2 separate regions of the Homo sapiens genome follow, and region 1 is linked to region 2. A link is an interaction called in ENCODE POLR2A ChIA-PET data of the cell type or tissue named here. Cell type or tissue: GM12878. All regions are shown on one strand. Region 1 overlaps AGRN (agrin). Region 2 overlaps TTLL10 (tubulin tyrosine ligase like 10).

Region 1 (5,000 bases), 160 kb before region 2:
ACCCACGCCACCCTTTCCGAAGGAACCGAGCCCCAGCCCCTCGTGGGCCAAGGGCGCCCACAGCCACGCCACCCTCTCCCAAGGAACCGAGCCCCAGCCCCTCGTGGGCCAAGGGCGCCCACACCCACGCCACCCTCTCCCAAGGAACCGAGCCCCAGCCCCTCGTGGGCCAAGGGCGCCCACAGCCACGCCACCCTTTCCGAAGGAACCGAGCCCCAGCCCCTCTGGGGCCTGCCAATTGCCAGAGAGCCCCAGTGCTCCACCCACTCCAGGCCCCAACCCCCACCTTCTGAGGGCAGGATAAGTACCTGCGGGTGCCCAACCAGAGTGTGCCTGTGTCCACACGGGAACATATGGGTGGGAGGTGAGGAGAACGTGCCTTCCCAGTGTATGGGTGGGGGTTGAGGGACAAAATTAATGTTGCACAAAGATATGGGGGATGCCCAATATCTATGCAGGCAGGTGGGGGGATCAGTGTCTATGCAGGCAGGTGGGGGGGACATCAGTGTCTATGCAGGCAGGTAGGGGGAGGGGGACATCCCGTGTCTATGAGGGCAGGTGGAGGGAGAGAATTGAGGCTGGGGCTGGGGTCAGCAGTGGGGCTGAATGGGGCAGAGTGGGGGTCAAGGAGCAGGGGTGGTGCTGGGCAGGCCAGGAATACCCATTGTGTGGCCGTGTGTGTGTGTGCAGTGCATGGTGCTGTGAGATCAGCATGTGTGTGTGTGTGTGCAGTGCATGGTGCTGTGAGATCAGCATGTGTGTGTGTGTGTGCAGTGCATGGTGCTGTGAGATCATGTGTGTGTGCAGTGCATGGTGCTGTGAGATCAGCGTGTGTGTGTGCAGTGCATGGTGCTGTGAGTGTGAGATCGTGTGTGTGTATGCAGTGCATGGTGCTGTGTGAGATCAGCGTGTGTGTGTGTGCAGTGCATGGTGCTGTGAGATCAGCATGTGTGTGTGCAGTGCATGGTGCTGTGAGATCAGTGTGTGTGTGTGTGCAGTGCATGGTGCTGTGTGAGATCAGCATGTGTGTGTGTGTGCAGCGCATGGTGCTGTGTGAGATCAGCATGTGTGTGTGTGTGTGCAGTGCATGGTGCTGTGAGATCAGCATGTGTGTGTGCAGTGCATGGTGCTGTGTGAGATCAGCATGTGTGTGTGTGTGCAGTGCCTGGTGCTGTGAGATCAGCATGTGTGTGTGTGTGTGCAGTGCATGGTGCTGTGAGATCAGCATGTGTGTGTGTGTGTGTGCAGTGCATGGTGCTGTGAGATCAGCATGTGTGTGTGCAGTGCATGGTGCTGTGAGATCAGCGCGTGTGTGTGTGCAGTGCATGGTGCTGTGAGATCAGCGTGTGTGTGTGTGCAGTGCATGGTGCTGTGTGAGATCAGCATGTGTGTGTGTGCAGTGCATGGTGCTGTGAGATCAGCGTGTGTGTGTGCAGCGCATGGTGCTGTGTGAGATCAGCATGTGTGTGTGTGTGTGCAGTGCATGGTGCTGTGAGATCAGCGTGTGTGTGTGTGCAGTGCATGGTGCTGTGTGAGATCAGCATGTGTGTGTGTGCAGTGCATGGTGCTGTGAGATCAGCGTGTGTGTGCAGCGCATGGTGCTGTGTGAGATCAGCGTGTGTGTGTGCAGCGCATGGTGCTGAGAGATCAGCATGTGTGTGTGCAGTGCATGGTGCTGTGAGATCAGCGTGTGTGTGTGTGCAGTGCATGGTGCTGAGTGTGAGATCAGCATGTGTGTGTGTGCAGTGCATGGTGCTGTGAGATCAGTGTGTGTGTGTGCAGTGCATGGTGCTGTGTGAGATCAGCATGTGTGTGTGTGTGTGTGCAGCGCATGGTGCTGTGAGATCAGCATGTGTGTGTGTGTGTGTGTGCAGTGCATGGTGCTGTGAGATCAGCATGTGTGTGTGCAGTGCATGGTGCTGTGAGATCAGCGTGTGTGTGTGTGCAGTGCATGGTGCTGTGTGAGATCAGCATGTGTGTGTGTGCAGTGCATGGTGCTGTGAGATCAGCGTGTGTGTGTGTGCAGTGCATGGTGCTGTGTGAGATCAGCATGTGTGTGTGTGTGCAGTGCATGGTGCTGAGTGTGAGATCAGCATGTGTGTGTGCAGTGCATGGTGCTGTGAGTGTATCAGCATGTGTGTGTGTGCAGTGCATGGTGCTGTGAGTGTGATTGTGTGTGTGTGTGTGCGGTGCATGGTGCTGTGTGAGATGTGTGTGTGTGCAGTGCATGGTGCTGTGTGAGATTGTGTGTGTGCAGTGCATGGTGCTGAGTGTGAGATCAGCATGTGTGTGTGCAGTGCATGGTGCTGTGAGTGTATCAGCATGTCTGTGTGTGTGCAGTGCATGGTGCTGAGTGTGAGATCAGCATGTGTGTGTATGTGTGTGCGGTGCATGGTGCTGTGAGTGTGAGATCAGGGACCAGGGGGCTAGTACTCTTTCCTGCACATGAGCCTGCGTGGGCTGGTCAGGGCTGAATGATTTTGTCTGAAGATCCCAAAATAGCTCATGTCGCCTGAGCTCCCTCCCTGGCTGGGCCTGGGGCCTCAATGGCCCTTTGTCTTTCTGAAGGCATCTGGGCCTCTGTGGGGGGCTCAGACACTGACTGGGGCTGGGTGGGGCCAGGCTGCCTGCCTGGTTCCCCTTCCCCTGGCCCAGCCCAAGGGGCCCTAAGCCTCATTCCAGTGTCGGCCTGGGGCAGCCAGGCCCCCCACGTGACTTTCAGCTTGTTGGGCCCCCTTTGCTGGCAGATCCCAGGGTCTCTCTGTGTGGGGGCAAACTTCCCAGGCAGTGTTTGAGGCCCCCTCTGCCAGCCCGTACCTGGGGCTCCCCCACCCCTCCCACATTGTGGTACCTGTCCTCCTCCTGCAGAGCCCGCCCAGAGATCCCATGGCTGAAGGTGGTGGCAGCAGGCGGGCTGGCGCGTGACCTGGTAGCACGGCCTGGGTTTGACCCTGGCACTGCCCCTGGGACTCAGAGCTGGGAGGTGAGAAATGGGGAATGCATGTGAACCACCTGCCTCTGCACACAGCAAGTCCTGTTCTGGGTTTTCTCATCCCTGGGTCACACCCTGCGCTGGGGAGATAAAAAGTCAGACCCTGCCCGGGGCACCCACAGTCAGCACCGCCGGAACACTGTCAGCCTGGTGTGGACAGTGCCAAGGTCCAGCAGGGTGGGGTGGTTGGGGTAGGAGCTCCCCTGAGGAGAGAGTGAGGCCAGCAGGGGTGGGTCTCCAAGTGCTTCCTTTGACAGCTGCTCTGGATGGGACGTGGCTTGGGGTGGGTGAGAACCCTTGGCTGAGTTTGGATTTTCCTGCAGGGTTTCATTGGAACACCAGGTTCCAGGGCCGTAGAGATGTGGAGGCCTCCTGTCTGGGTGATGGGGCATGGTGCTGGTCCCTGGCTGTGGGGTGGAAAGGAGTCCCAAGAGAGGGAGCTGGCAAGACAGGACCTTCCCAGCTAAGGTGGGGTTGGTGGGATTTGGCTGGGGCCCTTGGAGGAGCCTGACCAGGAGGTGAGACAGGGCACCTGGAAGGAAGGAGGCGTTGGGGAGAGTCCAGATGGAGGCCATGGGGTTGAGGGGCCCAGACACCCGGCTGGGGGACTCCAGGAAGGCAGCAGGTGTGGGCAGTGGGTCCTCTGGGGTGGACTGAGGTGAGGCCTGGGTGTGACCACGCGGTGGCACTGGTGGCTGCCGGCAGCTGTCGTCTGCAGAGTGGGTGAGACCGAGTGTGGCAGATGGCTTGGTCCGCGGTGCTGGAGGGGACTGGCGGAGCAGAAGCGCCCTGGCGCCGGGTCCTTGCTTTCCTGGAGCTGGGGCTTGGGGAATGGGGTCGGTCATTGCAGGGACAGAGGAGAGGGCAGGGTAATGGGTGCGCAGGGGTCCCTTCCAAAGGCTGCGGGTGGCCAGGGGTGTGCGGGGGCGCTGAGGTGCGGTCGCCGAGAGATTCTGGCCTCCAGGGTGGTCGGGCCTGGCATGGACTCTAGGGGATGGTGCACACACCGGACCGGACGGGCCCCTCCCTTACCCCCGGATCCCCCGGCTGGGCAGCGGCCAGGGAGAGGGGCGACCTACGGGGGCGGGTGTGGGGACGCCGGACTACGCGTCAGGAGTCCCAGATGGGCCCAGACCCCCATTCCCCGCCCCGGGCCGCAGTGACGTCAGGGCCCGGACGTTCCCGGAACGGCCTCTTGGGGGCGTTCCAGCCCCACGGACCCGCAGGGAGTCCCCGCCGCAATTTGCATGGGGCTCATTTGCATGACCCCGCCCCGCGCGGGAGTCGGGGGCGCCGGCGACTGGAGGAGCCACTGTCAATCCCCAGGGGAAAGTGGGCGAGGCGATTTCTGGGCCGCTCACCTCACTCCACCCTCCAGCTCGCGCCGCACCTGGGGCCCTCCCCCACCTACGCCCCGCCAGGGCGGGGCCGCGGGCGCAGACACTCGCGGGCACACGCACGACGACGCGCACACGCGGTCGCACGCGGCCCCCCGAGCCCCCTGCGGCGACTCCGATTCACCCCCGCGGGTGCGGGGCGCGGACCCGCCCGGCCCAGCTCCTGCTCCCCAGGCGCTTCCTCCTCCCGCGACCTGCCCCGGCCGCACCCGCCTCCGCTCCAGCACGCGACGCTGCCCGGCGCGACCCCTGCTCCCCCGGCCCAGCCCCACCGCTGCCCTCGACTCAATCCCAGTTGAACGCCCGCAGCCTCAGTCCCACCCCCGGCCCAGCCCCAGCGCCCCCAGTCCCACCCCCGGCCCCAGCTTCAGCCTCAGCGCCCCCAGGCCCAGCCCCAGTCCCACCCCCAGTCCCAACACCTTCAGGCCCACCCTCGGCCCCAGCCTCAGCCACCCCAGCCCCAGTCCCGGCCCAGCCCCAGCCCCAGCGCTCCCGGCCCCGGGCCCAGCCCCAGCCCCAGCCCCAGCCGAGCACCCCCGGCCCCGCCTGCCCGGCGTTCCCTTTTGTGCGGCGCTCTCCCGTCCGCATCCGCCCGATCCTCTGGAACTCCC
Region 2 (5,000 bases):
CGGCTAATTCTTTGTATTTTTAGTAGAGACAGGGTTTCACCGTGTTAGCCAGGATGGTCTCGATCTCCTGACCTCGTGATCTGCCCGCCTCGGCCTCCCAAAGTGCTGGGATTATAGGTGTGAGCCACCGCGCCCGGCCAAAAGTTCTTTACATATTCTAAACACTAGGCCTTTATCAGACATATGATTTGCCAATATTTTTCTGGAATATTGTGGCTGTCTTTTCACTTTCTTGATAATGTCCTTTGACCACAAAAGCTTTTAGTTTTGATGAAATCCAGTTTATCCATTTTTTTCCTTTGGTTACTCATGCTTTTAGTATCATATCTAAAAATCCATTGTGCCAGGTGCGGTGACTCACGCCTGTAATCCCAGCACTTTGGGAGGCCATGGTTGTTAGATCACCTGAGGTCAGGAGTTCAAGACCAGCCTGACCAATATGGTGAAACCCCATCTCTACTAAAAATATGAAAATTAGCCAGGCGTGGTGGTGGGTGCTTGTAGTCCCAGCTACTTGGGAGGCTGAGAAAGAAGAATTGCTTGAACCCGGGAGGTGGAGGTAGCTGTGAGCCAAGATCGTGCCACTGCACTCTAGCCTGGGCAACAGAGCAAGACTCCATCTCAAAAAACAAAAAAATAAAAATCCATTGCACTTTGGGAGGCTGAGGAAGGTGGATCACCTGAGGTCAGGAGTTTGAGACCAGCCTGGCCAATGTGGAGAAACCCCATCTCTACTAAAAATACAAAAATTAGCTGGGTGTGGTGGCGTGCACCTGTAGTCCCAGCTACTCAAGATGCTGAGGCAAGCGAATCACTTGAACCCGGGAGGCAGAGGTTGCAGTGAGTGGAGATCGCACTGCTGCACTCCAACCTGGGTGATGGAGCAAGACTCCATCTCAAAAAAAAAAAAAAATTGCCAAATCCAGCAGAGTGAAAATTACACTTATGTTTCTTTCTAAAATGGTATAGTTTTAGCTCTTATATTTAGGTCTTGGATCCATTTTCAGTTAATTTTTGTGTATGGTGTGAGTTAGGGATCCAACAGCATTCTCTTGCATGTGGCTATCCAGTTATCCCAGCACCATTTGTTGAAGAGACTATTCTTTCCCCCATGGAATGGTCCTGGCATAGTATCAAAAACCAATTGACCAGAGCTGCAAGTGTTTATTTTTGGACTCTCAGTTCCATTCCATTAGTGTATATGTCTGTCTTTATGCCAGTACCACATGGTTTTGATTGCTGTAGCTTTGTAGTAAGTCCTGAAATTGGGATATGTGAGTCTTTCAATATTGTTCTTTTTCAAGATTATTTTGGCTATTCAGGGGCCCCTTACAATTCCACAATTCCATATGAATTTTAAGATTGGCTTTTCCATTTCTGGGGAAAAAGTCCAATGAAATTTTTTTTTTTTTTTTTTGAGACAGAGTCTCATTCTGTTGCCCAGGCTGGAGTGCAGTGGGGCAATCTCAGCTCACTGCAGCCTCGCCTCCCAGGTTCAAGCGATTCTCCTGCCTCAGCCTCCCTAGTAGCTGGGATTACAGGCACCCACCACCACGCTCGGCTAATTTTTGTATTTTTAGCAGAGACCAGGTTTCACTGTGTTGGCCAGGCTGATCTCGAACTCCTGACCTCAGGCGATCTGCCCACCTCAGCATCTCAAAGTGCTGGGATTACAGGTGTGAGCCACCACACCCAGCCTCATCGAAATTTTAATAGGCATTGCATTGAATCTGTAAGTCACGTAGCAGTGGCATCTTAACAATATTTAGTCTTCCGATCCATGAATATAGGATGTCTTTCCATTTTTCTAGGTCTTCTTCCATTTCTTTCAGCAATGTTTTCTAGTTTTCAGCATACAAGTCTGTCACCTACGGTAAATATTATTCTAGGTATTTTATTATTTTGACACTTGTGAATAGAATTATTTTTTAAATTTCCTTTTTGGATTGTCCATTGCTAGTGTATAAAAATAAAACTGATTTTTGTGTGTTGATCTTGTATCCTTCAACTTTCCTGAATTCACTTATTAGCTCCGTGTGTGTGTGCACTCTTCAAGATTTTTATATAAGGATCATGTCATCTGGAATAGAAACAGCTTTACCTCTTCCTTTCAAATTTATATGCATTTTATTTCTTTTCTTACATATTGCCGGCTACTTCCAGAACAATGTTGAATAGAAGTAGCAAAAGCAGTCATCCTTGTTTGTTCCTGATCTGAGGAGGAAGGCCGTGGGTTTCTCATAAATGCCCTCGTCAGGTTGAGGAAGTTCCCTTCTGTTCCTAATTGGTTAAGTGTTTTTTGTTAATATCCTAGAAGGATGTTGAAATCTGTCAAATGCTTTTTCTGTCTCCACTGAGATGAGTGTGTCTTATTTCCCCTTCATTCTATTAATGTGTTGTATCGCACTGATTAACTTTCATATGACAAACCCCGCTTGATGATGGTATAGAACCATTTAAATTTAAATATGCTGTTGGATTTGGTTTGCTAATATTTTAATGAGGATTTTTGTGTCTGTGCTTATAAGCAATACTGGTCTGTAGTGTTCTTTTCTCGAATGTCTTTGCCTGGGTGGTATTAAGGTAACCCTGGCCTCATAGCATGTTAGGATGCATTCTTTCCTCTTTTATTTTTGGAGTCTTTGTGAAGGATTGCTGTTAATTCTTTGTTTGAAATAATTCACCAGTAAAGCCACCTGGGTTTTCCTCTGTGGGAAAGTTTATTATTATTATTACTAATACTGCTGCAATCTTTACTTGTTATAGGTCCATCCAGATTTTCTAATCTTTAGTCTGCTTTATTTTGCTAAGAATTTGTCCATTTCACCAGGCACGGTGGCTCATGCCTATAATCCCAGCACTTTGGGAGGCCGAGGAAGGTGGATCATGAGGTCAGGAGATCGAGACCATCCCGGGTAACACGGTGAAACCCCGTCTCTACTAAAAATACAAAAAATTAGCTGGGCGTGGTGGCGGGCACCTGTAGTCCCAGCTACTCGGGAGGCTGAGGCAGGAGAATCGCGTGAACCCGGGAGGCGGAGCTTGCAGTGAGCCGAGATCGCACCACTGCACTCCAGCCTGGGGGACAGAGCGAGACCCCGTCTCAAAAAAAAAAAAAAAAGAATTTGTCCATTTCTTCTAGGTTATCTAATTTGTTTAGTGTACAAAGTATTCCCTTGTCATCCTTTTAATCAATATAAAGTCTTTCTCCCCTGATTTTAGTAATTTGATTCTTCTCTCCTTTTTTTTTTTTTCTTTTTGGTCAGTTTCTCTAAGTCCTTATCAATTTTGTTGATCTTTTCAATGAACCAACTCCTGGTTTCACTGATTTTCTCTACTGTTTTCTATTCCATTTATTTCCACTCTATCTTTATTATTTCCTTCTTACTACTTGCCTTGGGTTTAGTTTGCTCTTCTTTTACTAATTTTTTTTTTTTTTGAGATGGAGTCTTGCTCTGTCGCCCAAGCTGGAGTGCAGTGGCACGATTTCAGCTCACTGCAACCTCTGCCTCCCGGGTTCAAATGATTCTCCTGCCTCAGCTTCCCGAGTAGCTGGGACTAAGGGCACGTGCCACCACTCCCAGCTAATTTTTTTGTATTTCTAATGGAGATGGGGTTTCACCATGCTGGCAAGGCTGGTCTCAAACTCTCTTTTTCTAATTTCTTAAGGTCAAAAGTTAGGTTATGATTTCAGTTTTTTCTTCTTGCTTAAGGTAGGTGCTTAGTGCTATACATTTTCCTCTGACCACCACTTTTGCTGCATCCATAAGATTTTGCGTGTTGTCTTCATTTTCATTTGTCTCAAAGTATTTTTATTTTTATTTTTTATTTTATTTGAGATGGAGTTTCGCTCTTGTCACCTAGGCTGGAGTGTAATGGCGCAATCTCAGCTCACTGCAGCCTCTGCCTCCCGGGTTCAAGCGATTCTCCTGCCTCAGCCTCCCGAGTAGCTGGGATTACAGGCACCTGCCACCACGCCTGGCTAATTTTGTTTGTATTATTAGTAGAGATGGGGGTTTCACCATGTTGGCCAGGCTGGTCTTGAACTCCTGACCTCAGGTGATCCGCCTGCCAAAGTGCTGGGATTATAGGCGTGAGCCATGATGCTCAGCTGCAAAGTATTTTAAATTTCCTTTGTAAGCTTTTCTTTGACCCATTGGTTGCTTAAGGGCCTGTTATTTAATTTCCACATATTTGTGATTTTTCCAATTTTCCTTCTGTTATTGACTTCTAATTTCATTCCATTGTGTCAGAGAACATACTTTATAATTTCAACCCTTTAAAAATTATTGAAAAATTATTGGAGCTGGTGTGTTGGCACATACCTGTAATTCCAGCTACTCAGGAGGCTGAGATGGAAACATTGCTTAAGCCCAGGAGTTTGAGTCCAGCCTGGGCAACACAGCAAAACCCCATCTTTAAAAAAACAACAAACTTACTATTCATTAAGTGGATCATTAAAAAACAAAAACAAAAAACACTTGAAACTTGTTTATGTCCCAGCATATGGTCTATCCTGGAGAATATCCATGTGCACTGGAGAAGGAGGTGTATCCTGTTTTTGGGTGTAGTGTTCTGTAGATGTCTGTGCCGAGACCAGCTCGGTCGGGGAGACCCTAACCCGGCGGCGCTAGAGGAATTAAAGACACACACAGAGAAATACAGAGGTGTGAAGTGGGAAATCAGGGGCCTCACAACCTTCAGAGCTGACAGCCCTGAACAGAGATTTACCCACATATTTAGTAACAGCAAACCAGTCATAGCATTGTTTCTATAGATATTCAGTTAACTAAAAGTATCCCTTACGGGAAACGAAGGGATGGGCCAAATTAAAGGAATAGGTTGGGCTAGTTAACTGCATCAGGAACACGCCCTTAAGACACAGATCGCTCCTGCTATTGTTTGTGGCTTAAGAACGCCTTTCAGCGGTTTTCCGCCCTGGGCGGGCCAGGTGTTCCTTGCCCTCATTCCCGTCAACCCACAACCTCCCAGCGTGGGCG

The links. Peaks named below come from ENCODE experiments on the same cell type or tissue, not always from the same donor. Only the 100,000 strongest peaks of a DNase experiment are listed, where the experiment ranks them.
Region 1: POLR2A ChIA-PET joins it to region 2 with 7 read pairs; 2 of 35 experiments call an interaction of 5 or more read pairs at or near these places.

What each region holds. Positions count from the first base shown.
Region 1 is chr1:1,028,917-1,033,916 of GRCh38, forward strand. All of the region lies in intron 2 of AGRN (agrin), which reads left to right. Among named protein-coding and RNA genes, the nearest start is that of AGRN, 11 kb to the left of the region's middle. RefSeq lists enhancers at 939-1,808, 3,549-4,418 and silencers at 3,932-4,111, 4,172-4,311, 4,292-4,412, 4,332-4,641. In GM12878, a CTCF peak has its summit at 4,199 (motif pointing right); DNase peaks (open chromatin) are centred at 2,432 and 4,305; H3K4me3 peaks cover 928 bases.
Region 2 is chr1:1,187,007-1,192,006 of GRCh38, forward strand. The region is part of intron 13 of TTLL10 (tubulin tyrosine ligase like 10); the gene reads left to right. Among named protein-coding and RNA genes, the nearest start is that of TTLL10-AS1, 10 kb to the left of the region's middle. RefSeq lists a silencer at 4,789-4,989. In GM12878, no CTCF peak of the experiment used is centred here; no DNase peak of the experiment used is centred here.